Regions from separate parts of the Homo sapiens genome. Here region 1 is linked to region 2. Evidence: read pairs that join two places in POLR2A ChIA-PET (ENCODE). Cell type or tissue: MCF 10A. All regions are shown on one strand. Links, peaks and the distances in the headings refer to the core of each region. The heading gives the core; the rest is flanking DNA.

Region 1 (4,367 bases), core at 238-4,237, 150 kb after region 2:
CAAAGTGCATCGGGACTGGCCCCCCAAAGCTGGGCCCATAACACCCTTGATAAATCTACGGGCCGACAGGCGGGAGGGTGGCTGCCCCCAGGGCCCTTGGGGCTAAGGGGACAGCGGTGTGGTTTGGCTTTAGTGCAAAAAGCTGGTTTCTTTAGAGGCACTTTGAGTGGTGGGACCCCTCCCCGACCTGGCGGGGGGGAGGGTTCAGGGTCAGCCCCGCCCCCCCACCCCAAGTAAAAGCAGACCCTGCAGCTGGTGAAAGCCAGCCCCTGGGGCTGTCCTCGGGCTGTTTCAGCCCCGGGCCTGGAGGGGGTGGGGAGGGAGAAGGTGGTAGCTTATGTTCTTGAACGAGCCGGACTTAGTCCAGGAACCGCTGGCAGGCTTTCTTCCAGCGGCAGGCTGTGCACCAGAGGTCCCGGCGCTCCATGCCATACACCTTCCGGCACTTCTTCGCGTCGCCGCGGGGCTTCCTGTGCGGGGGGTCACAGGACATGGGGTGCTGTGAGACCAGGACCCTCCCCACCTGGTGCCAGCCGCAGGCCCTCAGCCCACACGCACCTCAGGGTGACTCCGATCCTGGAGGACAAGGCGGGTGGGCAGGCTCCGACCTCCGTGGGCTGCGGCTCCAGGCGGGCGGGCGTCAGGCAGCCCTACAGGGAGACACAGCCAGGGCTTCACTCCCCTCCAGAGAGCCCTGAGACCCGCCCCAGCTGCCACCCGTGGCCTCACCCACCTGGTAGACACGGTCACTGTGACAGGACTGGGGGTTAGCAACGGTGCTCAGGACAGGGGGCGGGGGCAGGGGCGGGGCAGGCGGCCGCAGGGGACTAGGCAGGGCTGGGGGCTCCAGCAGCTCTGGCAGCTCCAGGCGGGGGAAGGCAGGCGGCATGGAGGCCGTGGGGGACACTGGAGTCAGGCTGGACAGCCCGTCGGTCAGCGTGTCCACACCAACATCCAGCTCTGTGTAGTAGAAGTCCTCCTCACCATCACTCTGCTCAGGCTCTGCCTGCCTCCTGCGGGAGACACAGCCAGCCAGTGGGAGCTGAAGGGGTGGCCTGGCCGGGCCTCACAACCCCAGCCAACCCGCAGGCCCCGCCGCACCCCAGGCCCCGCCGCACCCCAGGTGCACCAGGCGGATGTGTCTCTGCATCGCCGACGCCGTGCTCAGCACCTTCCCGCAGCTCTTCCACAGACACTGGAACATGACCTGGGCCGGGCTCTGCAGCAACAGGGGCCAGGGTCAGGCTCAGCCGCCACACCCGCCCCTCCCTGGGGGCCGCCCCCAAGCTCACCTTCCTTTTTCTCAGGGTGGGCTCCCCAAACAGAAAGTGGGCTGCCTCGGGGGGCAGTGGGGGTGACGGGGTGGACGGAGAGGACTGGTCACTGGCCAGGTCCCATCCCCAGTCTCCACTGTTGCTGCTGCTGCTGTAGCTGCCTGGGGGCCGCACCAGGGCCTCCTTCCAGGGCTCCAGGCCAGGCTCTGTGGGGACACGGGCCCCCCGCCTTAGAACTTCGGGTGGGTCCAGGGAGTCCCTAATCCTGAGCTGCCCCTGTTCACCAAGTCCGGTGAGACTGGTGGGCAGAGCGTCTTGGAGGAGCTGGCCCCAGGGCTTGGGGAGAAACCCCCCCGGCACAGGAAAGGGTTGGCAGACGTGTGTGGCCAGCCGCGTGGAGGTGAGCAGGTCAGGGAGGCCAGAAGGCCTGGGTCCTGCCGCTTTGGCCTCAGTAGGGGGCACTGAGGGTGCGGGAGTCCATTTTAGAAAGGAGTCCCAGGTTTGAGGGCTCTGCTTGCCCCACAGAGGCTGGGTGGCTGTAGGTTCTGAGCCCTGTCCCCACCCACACCCCTAAATGCAGACATCTGAGTCTTACCTGGGCTGAAGGCTGCAACCGGGGCCCCCAGAAGGAGAGGGCTGGTGGACAGGCTTGTAAGGGCAGCGGCAGCCATGACCTCGTCCAGCCGGGCTTTTCCTGGGGTGGCTCTGGAGGAGATGGGGGCGGGGTGCGGGTGACCCAGCCAGAGCTCTGGGCCCCTCCCCTGGTCGGTCCACGTGCAGGCCTGGGCACGCGTGCACACCAGGCTCCCCACTCCCAGCCCTGGGCATGAGGCCTGGCTCCTCCCCCAGCTCAGGTTGCAGAGAGAGCTGAAAGCCACCCGGAGCCGCCAGGAGCAGGGCCAGGGTCTCCTGAAGCCTGAGTTCTCCACATCGCGGGCTTGGCTCCACTGTGGTTCCTTCAGATACTGGGGCTGGGCAGGGGTCTGAAGCCCTGGCAGAGGGGCGGGCCAGGCCCAGGCCTCCCCCCATCACACATTAACCAGGGTTGTGCAACAGCAGCTGTGGGCCTCACGCCAGGCCTGGGAGGTGGGAGTGGCCAGCAGCCGGCAGCAGCCAGGGGGAGACTGGGCTGGAAGCACGGGCAGCTCCCCAGGCCCCAGCGAGCCAGGCCAGGGCCCGCCCCTGCCCTGGCAGCCAGACCGAGGTGTCCGGCCTGGCAGGGGTTGGGAGGTGGCGGTCAGGAGCCCCAGGGATTCCTGGACAGTCGCCCCATGCCGACCGCGCAGCCTCTTCTGCACAGAGACGCACAGCCACCCGCTCCGGGTTCTGAGCTCTAGCCCCGAGGAACTGCGGTGGAGGGAGGTGTAGGGACTCCCAGTCATCGATCATTTCTGCTCAGCTCCTCCAGGGCTGAAGAGCTTGGGGGTGGCTGGTAATTACAAACCTGGGGCCCTGACCTGGCCTCCGTCGGGGCCGGTGTCTCCGCACCCCACCCACCGCCCCTGCGCACACCGAGTCCCGAGGCACCGGGCCTCCCGCTCACCTCTGCGCTGGGACGGGGATGTGCGCCGACGGAGTCCGGGGCCCCGCCGCCGCCCCCGTCCACGTCCGGGGGGCCCCCAGGTCCGAGGCCCGCGGCTCCGACTCCTGCGGCCGCGCGAACTCCAAGCCCGCGAAGCCGCCGCCCACGGAAGAGCCCTGCGGATGGGGAGGGGGCAGACTCAGCGGAGGCGGTGGCCGGGGGAGGGGGGTCCCTCAACCTCCGCCGCGGATCCGCTCGGCGCCCGCCTCGAAAACCGGCTGCGGCCGGTGTGGACGGCGCGGCCCCGCCCCCGGCCCCGCCCCCAGCCCGGCGCGGCGGGAAGGGCTCCCCGGCCGCCCGGCGCAGCCCCGGCGGGACCCACGGACACGCGCGGACCGACGCGGCCGCCCTCCCCGCTGCCCCGCCCCCGGGGGCCCGAAGTTTGGGCAGCACTGACGCCATCTTTGCAGCGAGAGAAACTTGGTCGGCGCCCCCGCCCACCGGCGCCCGGTACCTGCGGCGGCGTGGGCACCGTCACGGGCGCGGCGCGCGGCCCCGGACCCTCCGCGCGCAGCCACGGCGCCTCGGCCCGCAGCGCACTGGGGTCCCGGCCGGCGGCGCGGGGCGGGGGGCGCTCCATGGCCGGCCGGCCGGGCGCCGAGGCTGCAGCGGCGAGGGCTGACTCTCAGGACGCGGCCCCGGGCCGGGCCGGGCTGGCCGGGCCGCCGACCCCCGCCCTGGATCCGGCCGCCGCCCGCGCCGCGCCGCCCGGAGGCTGCCCGGCCCGCCCCGCCCCGCCCCGTCTCGTCCCGCCCCGCCCCGCCCCGTCCCGTCCCGTCCCGGCGCGCGCATTGGCCGCGCGGCGTCCACACCGCAGGCGGGCGGGCCCGGCCGGCCGCGCTCCCGCCGGCCAGCGCTTCGAGGCCCCGCCCCGGGCCCGCCCCCTCCGGGTCGCTCCCGCGCTGGCCTAGGGAGGGAGGCCCGGCCCGGCACAGCTCCGAGGCCTCCGCCCACCTCGCGCGCCCGCGCGCCCCGCCGGGGAGGGCCCGTTCCCCACGGGCGCGCTCGCAGAGCTGCCAGAGCCGGGGAAGGGGCCGCGATTGCTTGGCGGGCTTCCCGGCAGCAGGTTACTCTTTAACGCTCGACTGCCCACCTCCACCACCCCTTATGTAACACCAGGCTGGGTGGCGGAGCCCTCCCGTGGAGTCCAGGGTCCAAGTCCCACCCGGGGGCGGCCACCCTGCCGGCTGCGCTGCCCCCTAGGAGTGGCTGGGACCCCGTGCCCGCACTGACCGAGAGTCTGGCCGGCAGGAGCACCGCCTCGGCTAGGCCCGGGCGCCCCGGGGGCAGCCAGTCCCCCAAGGCCAGAGGGGACAGCTCCAAGCCTTCCAGAGAAGCCCCCCGCCCCAACCCGCCCAGCTTTCAAGAAGAGCAGGCTGCGAGGCTGGCCGCTTTCATCCTGCGCTGGCGCTTTATTTAGACGCGGGCCTTCTCTGGAGCCCGGGGAGGCCGCGGCTGTCAGAGCGGCCAGGACCTCACGGACCTCACGGGCTGGCAGCCCGGGGACCTGG
Region 2 (4,367 bases), core at 115-4,114:
CGCCTCCTGGGTTCAAGTGATTCTCCTGCCTCAGCCTCCCTAGTAGCTGGGATTACAGGCACACGCCACCACACCCAGCTAATTTTGTATTTTTAGTAGAGATGGGGTTTCACCATGTTGGCCAGGCTAGTCTCGAACTCCTGACTCCAAGTGATCCGTCCGCCTCAGCCTCCTAAAGTGCTGAGATTACAGGCATGAGCCACTGTGCCCCCAACAGATCTGACTTTTTAGAAACGTTTTAACTTCAAAATAATTATAGATTCAAAGTTGCGAAAAGATTTACAAGGGTCCCATGCACCCTTCCAAGCCACCCCTTACCTGGCTGTCTTTCCTCATTGGGCAGGTGAGAGATGGTGGCTCTCTGTCCTGAGGGCCAACACTCCAGGAACCCTTACCTCTACATGCTCAGTCCTCACCGACAAGGACTTCCGGGTGACAAGGCCAGCACCACGCACAGCTGCTGCTAAGCTCCTCACGTTCATTCACTGAACAAATATTTACTGGGCCCCGATCATGTGCCAGCAACTGTTTTTTTCACAAAACATTCTCTCCACGGACCTTACTAACTCACAGTAAAATATTAAGTATGATAAATGCATTAAGCAGGACACTAGGAGGATTCAGCGCTGTGGGAAAATTAAGCGAGGAAGGGAACTGGGTGGCAAGGCAGGCAGGCAGTCGCCAGGCTAGGGGGTTAAGGAACCAGGCATTCCAGGAAGATCCAAGGACAGAGCATGTGGCTCTGTTCAGAACTAGCAAGGAGGCTGATATGGCAGGTGCAGAGTGAGTCAGGGGCCAGTCTGAGGGTGGGTGGACTCAGACGCTGCAGGCTCATTAACACCCTCGCCAGGGGTGTCCCTCAGAGTCCACACAGCCAGCAACCAGAGCGGGCCCCTACAGCTCTCTGCTGGGCCAGACGCCAGCTGGAGCCACCCCGAGTCCTACAGCACCGACACAAGTGAAAGGGGAACTCAACCGAAACTTCCCCAAAGCCCTTAGATCCAGGCTTCTAATTTCATCTCTTGTTTGACAGACTACTCATTCCTGAAACTCAGCTGACATTTTTTTAAAAAGAGAAGCAAATAAACGAACATAAAATCTCAGAAGCTTTGAGTAAACTTTTGCCTTCAGGTAACCATGACAATAGTGGGAGCAATGTAACTGTTTTTGTCATTAGAATAGGTTTTTCTAAACAGGCAAATAAGGGCAGACGTGTCTAACCACCATCAAATCTTCCCAACCAAGCCTAAGCCGGAAAACAAAAATAAAGCTGAAATTTTTGCTTCCTTTTCCTGTATGACACAACTGAATGAATTTGAGAAATCATGGCTTCGGCACACGAAAAAGAGAGTCTTTAATCCAGACACTTAACACCAACAAGTTAGAACCTGAACGGACGAGTTCCTAATACTCTCCTTAAGAGTTCAATATAAAGCATGGCTTCAAATGTTTTTATAAAGCGGAGAAAACAGGTTTTTTCTAACAAACCAAATGCTTTTTGGAATTTACAACGTCGGAAAGATTAATTTACGATGCGTTACAGAACAATTTTCAATTCCCCGAGCTATAAACACAACGACCCAGGGACTAAATTATCTGCCTCCCTAAGACCAGCGATGGCCCAGCTTCTCCAGTCCCCCCGCAGGAGAGGAGACCCCGGGGGGTTGGGGGCGGCCGCGGGGACCTGGGGGAGCGGAGGGGGCGTCCGGGCCCGAAGAGACCCGCGGAGAGCGCCGCCCCAGCCCCCACCACGGTGCTCAGACCCCCGGCCCGGCCCGGCCCGGCTCCCGCAGGCCCCGGCGCCGACCTTCCCGCGCCCCCGCCCCGGCCCAGGCCGCGGCGTCGCAGCAGCTCCGGCCCCGAGCGCCCGCGCAGCCCCGGCCCGGGGGTCGCCGCCATTTCCGGCTCTGGAGTGCCGCCCCCGCCCCCCACCCGCGCCCGCCCGCCCGCCTGCCCGGGCCTGACGTGGGCCGATCCGCCCGCCCGACCCGCAGCGAGCTCACCTGCCCGTCCGCCCGCCCGCCCGCCCTCCCGCCGGCTCCGCGGCTCCGCTCCCCGATTCGCGGCGCTGCTGGGCAGCGGCCGACGCACTCCTCAGCCTGGAGACCCCGGGCGGCGGCGGCGGCGGCGGCAGAGGGCGCGGGTGCGGCACCGGCAGCGGCAGCGGCAGCGGCAGCGGAGACGAGCACGCTCACGCACGCACCCGCACCGGCGCGCGCGCTCCCGGAAGGACGTGGGCTCCGGCGTGTCGGAGCCGCGGGTGGGACCGGCTGCGCATGCGCTCAGAGAGCCGAGCGGAGGCTCCGTCCATGAAGGGGCGGAGTCCCGAGTGACAGCCCGGGGCCGAGGCGCCCTGTGGAGGCTCCGCCCATGAGTGGGCGGGGACGAAGCGCGGGGGCGGAGCCAGTCCTCCCAGTCTTCAGGTGGCCGCAGGTGGGTCCCGGGTGGACACGCCATGTGCTGCGGGGAACCGCGCAGAAAGAGAAGCGCAGGGCTTGCTGGTCTTGCAGGTGAGTTTACTCAGCGCTTTAAGTAAGACTGAGAAAACGTAATCGTTCTCATCAAAGAACTGAACAGGGAGCTGGTGGGAGACGGCTGCGGACCGTCGCCCCCGCCCCCACCCGGAGCCACCGTCCTGGGACTGACATTTGCTCAACCCTGGAGCGCCGAGATGGGACGTCCTTCCTTCCTTCCTGTCCAACCACTGAAATGCCGTCGCCAGCGCCCTCCCACCCTCCCGGAATCATCTCCAAACAGCAGCGTGGAGAGGCAGGACCACGAACGTCCACTCCACCTCCCTCTGCCCTTGCCCATCCCGTCGGCCACCCTTCCCTGTCCCTGTAACTGCAGGCGCTCCGCCACTCACTGACGGCCTGCCCCGCGTAGGCTGCCTGGGCCACTTCCCATCCTAGAAGCTCCCAGACCTCTGCGGCCGGTGCTCCTGCCTCCTCGCTTCCACCCTTGCCCGTTTACCTGAGTTCAGTGCGGTCATCTTTTTAAAACAAACCCAGTAGCATCCAAGGCTTCCCGTGACACACTGCGTGAAACCCAAATTCTCTCTCAACACGCTCTGGCCTCCTTCCTCTGCCCTCATAACTCACTGCCATAATGCCGGTCTTGAATTGCCAAGCTTGTTCCAGTCTCACAGCCTGGAAGTGTCAGAGCTTGGGAAGCCTCCTAGCAGTCATTAAGCTGCGCAACATCAAGCAGGCAGCAAGAAAAGGCCTATGGAACCCAAGAAGCAGAAAGGCCAGGTTCATATCTACAACTATAGATTCCAAGAGAATGAAATATTTCAGGCCAGAATTGGAGGGATGAGAGAATGAAATGGGCCTGGTACCGATCTCAGATTGAAGCTATATTCCACTTGTGCTGGGAGCTGCAAGAATGAATGAACCAGCCTTAAGTGAGTCCCTCTGAGACCTAGCAGTTCCACTTTAGGGACATTCTTCCAAAGAAAATATTCCTAAATACAGAAAAAGGTATATGCACTGAAATATTCATGAAGGCACTATTTTTAATAGCGAGAATGGAAACCTGCCCAACTGCACAAGTGAGCACTCAAATGGAATAATATAGTTACTGAAATGTATACAACGGGACCCATGGCTCACGCCTGGAATCTCAGCACTTTGGTAGACCAAGGCAGGAAGATCACTGGAGCCCAGGAGTTTGAGACCTGCCTGGACAACATAGTGAGACCACCATCTCTATAAAAAAAAATTTTTTTAATTGGCCCGGCCACAGTGGCATGCATGCCCCTGTAGTCCCAGCTACTCAGGAGGCTGGATCGGGTGGGAAGTCAAGGCTGTAGTGAGCCATGATTGTGCCACTGCATTCCTGCCTGGGTGACAGAGCAAGACCCCATCTCTTATTTAAAAAGAAGAAAAAAAGAAAGATAATGTGTAGAAAGGCTACACAGGAGCAAAGAACTCCTGAAACTAAAATGAGCACGATGCATGATATGTAAAAAGTATATTATCACACATATATCTATCCATGAACATTCCAGCCTGCTTGGAGAAAATAAGACAGGAAGGTACGCCCGGGCACAGTGGCTCACACCTGTAATCCCAGCACTTTGGGAGGCCGGGGTGGGCGGATCACCTGAGGTCAGGCGTTCAAGACCAGCCTGGCCAACATGGCAAAACCCTGTCTCTACTAAAAATACAAAAATTAGCTGGGCGTGGTGGCATGCCCCTGTAAATCCCATCTGCTCGCGAGGCTGAGGCAGGAGCATCGCTTGAGCCCAGGAGGTGGAGGTTGCAGTGAGCTGAGATTGCACCACTGCACTCCAGCCTGAGCGACAGAGTGAGACCCTGTCTCAAAAAAAAAAAAGAAGACAGGAAAGTTGACAGTGGCTACAG

What was found. ChIA-PET counts read pairs that join two places held together with the same protein. Peaks named below come from ENCODE experiments on the same cell type or tissue, not always from the same donor. Only the 100,000 strongest peaks of a DNase experiment are listed, where the experiment ranks them.
Region 1: POLR2A ChIA-PET joins it to region 2 with 33 read pairs; 6 of 35 experiments call an interaction of 5 or more read pairs at or near these places.

What each region holds. Positions count from the first base shown.
Region 1 is chr20:63,738,982-63,743,348 of GRCh38, reverse strand. SLC2A4RG (SLC2A4 regulator) reads right to left here and starts at 3,573. Exons shown (of 8, transcript NM_020062.4): 1 at 3,311-3,573; 2 at 2,818-2,972; 3 at 1,870-1,979; 4 at 1,293-1,480; 5 at 1,119-1,219; 6 at 734-1,013; 7 at 559-650; 8 at 1-470. The coding sequence starts at 3,436. The coding sequence ends at 359. It overlaps LIME1 (Lck interacting transmembrane adaptor 1), which reads right to left. Exons shown (of 6, transcript NM_017806.4): 6 at 4,246-4,367. RefSeq lists silencers at 2,456-3,155, 3,166-3,315, 3,566-4,065. In MCF 10A, for the core only: no CTCF peak of the experiment used is centred there; DNase peaks (open chromatin) are centred at 2,358 and 3,688.
Region 2 is chr20:63,892,960-63,897,326 of GRCh38, reverse strand. DNAJC5 (DnaJ heat shock protein family (Hsp40) member C5) reads right to left here and starts at 2,201. Exons shown (of 5, transcript NM_025219.3): 1 at 2,004-2,201. RefSeq lists a silencer at 2,120-2,359, enhancers at 2,359-2,886, 2,819-2,988 and a cis regulatory region at 2,903. In MCF 10A, for the core only: no CTCF peak of the experiment used is centred there; a DNase peak (open chromatin) is centred at 2,296.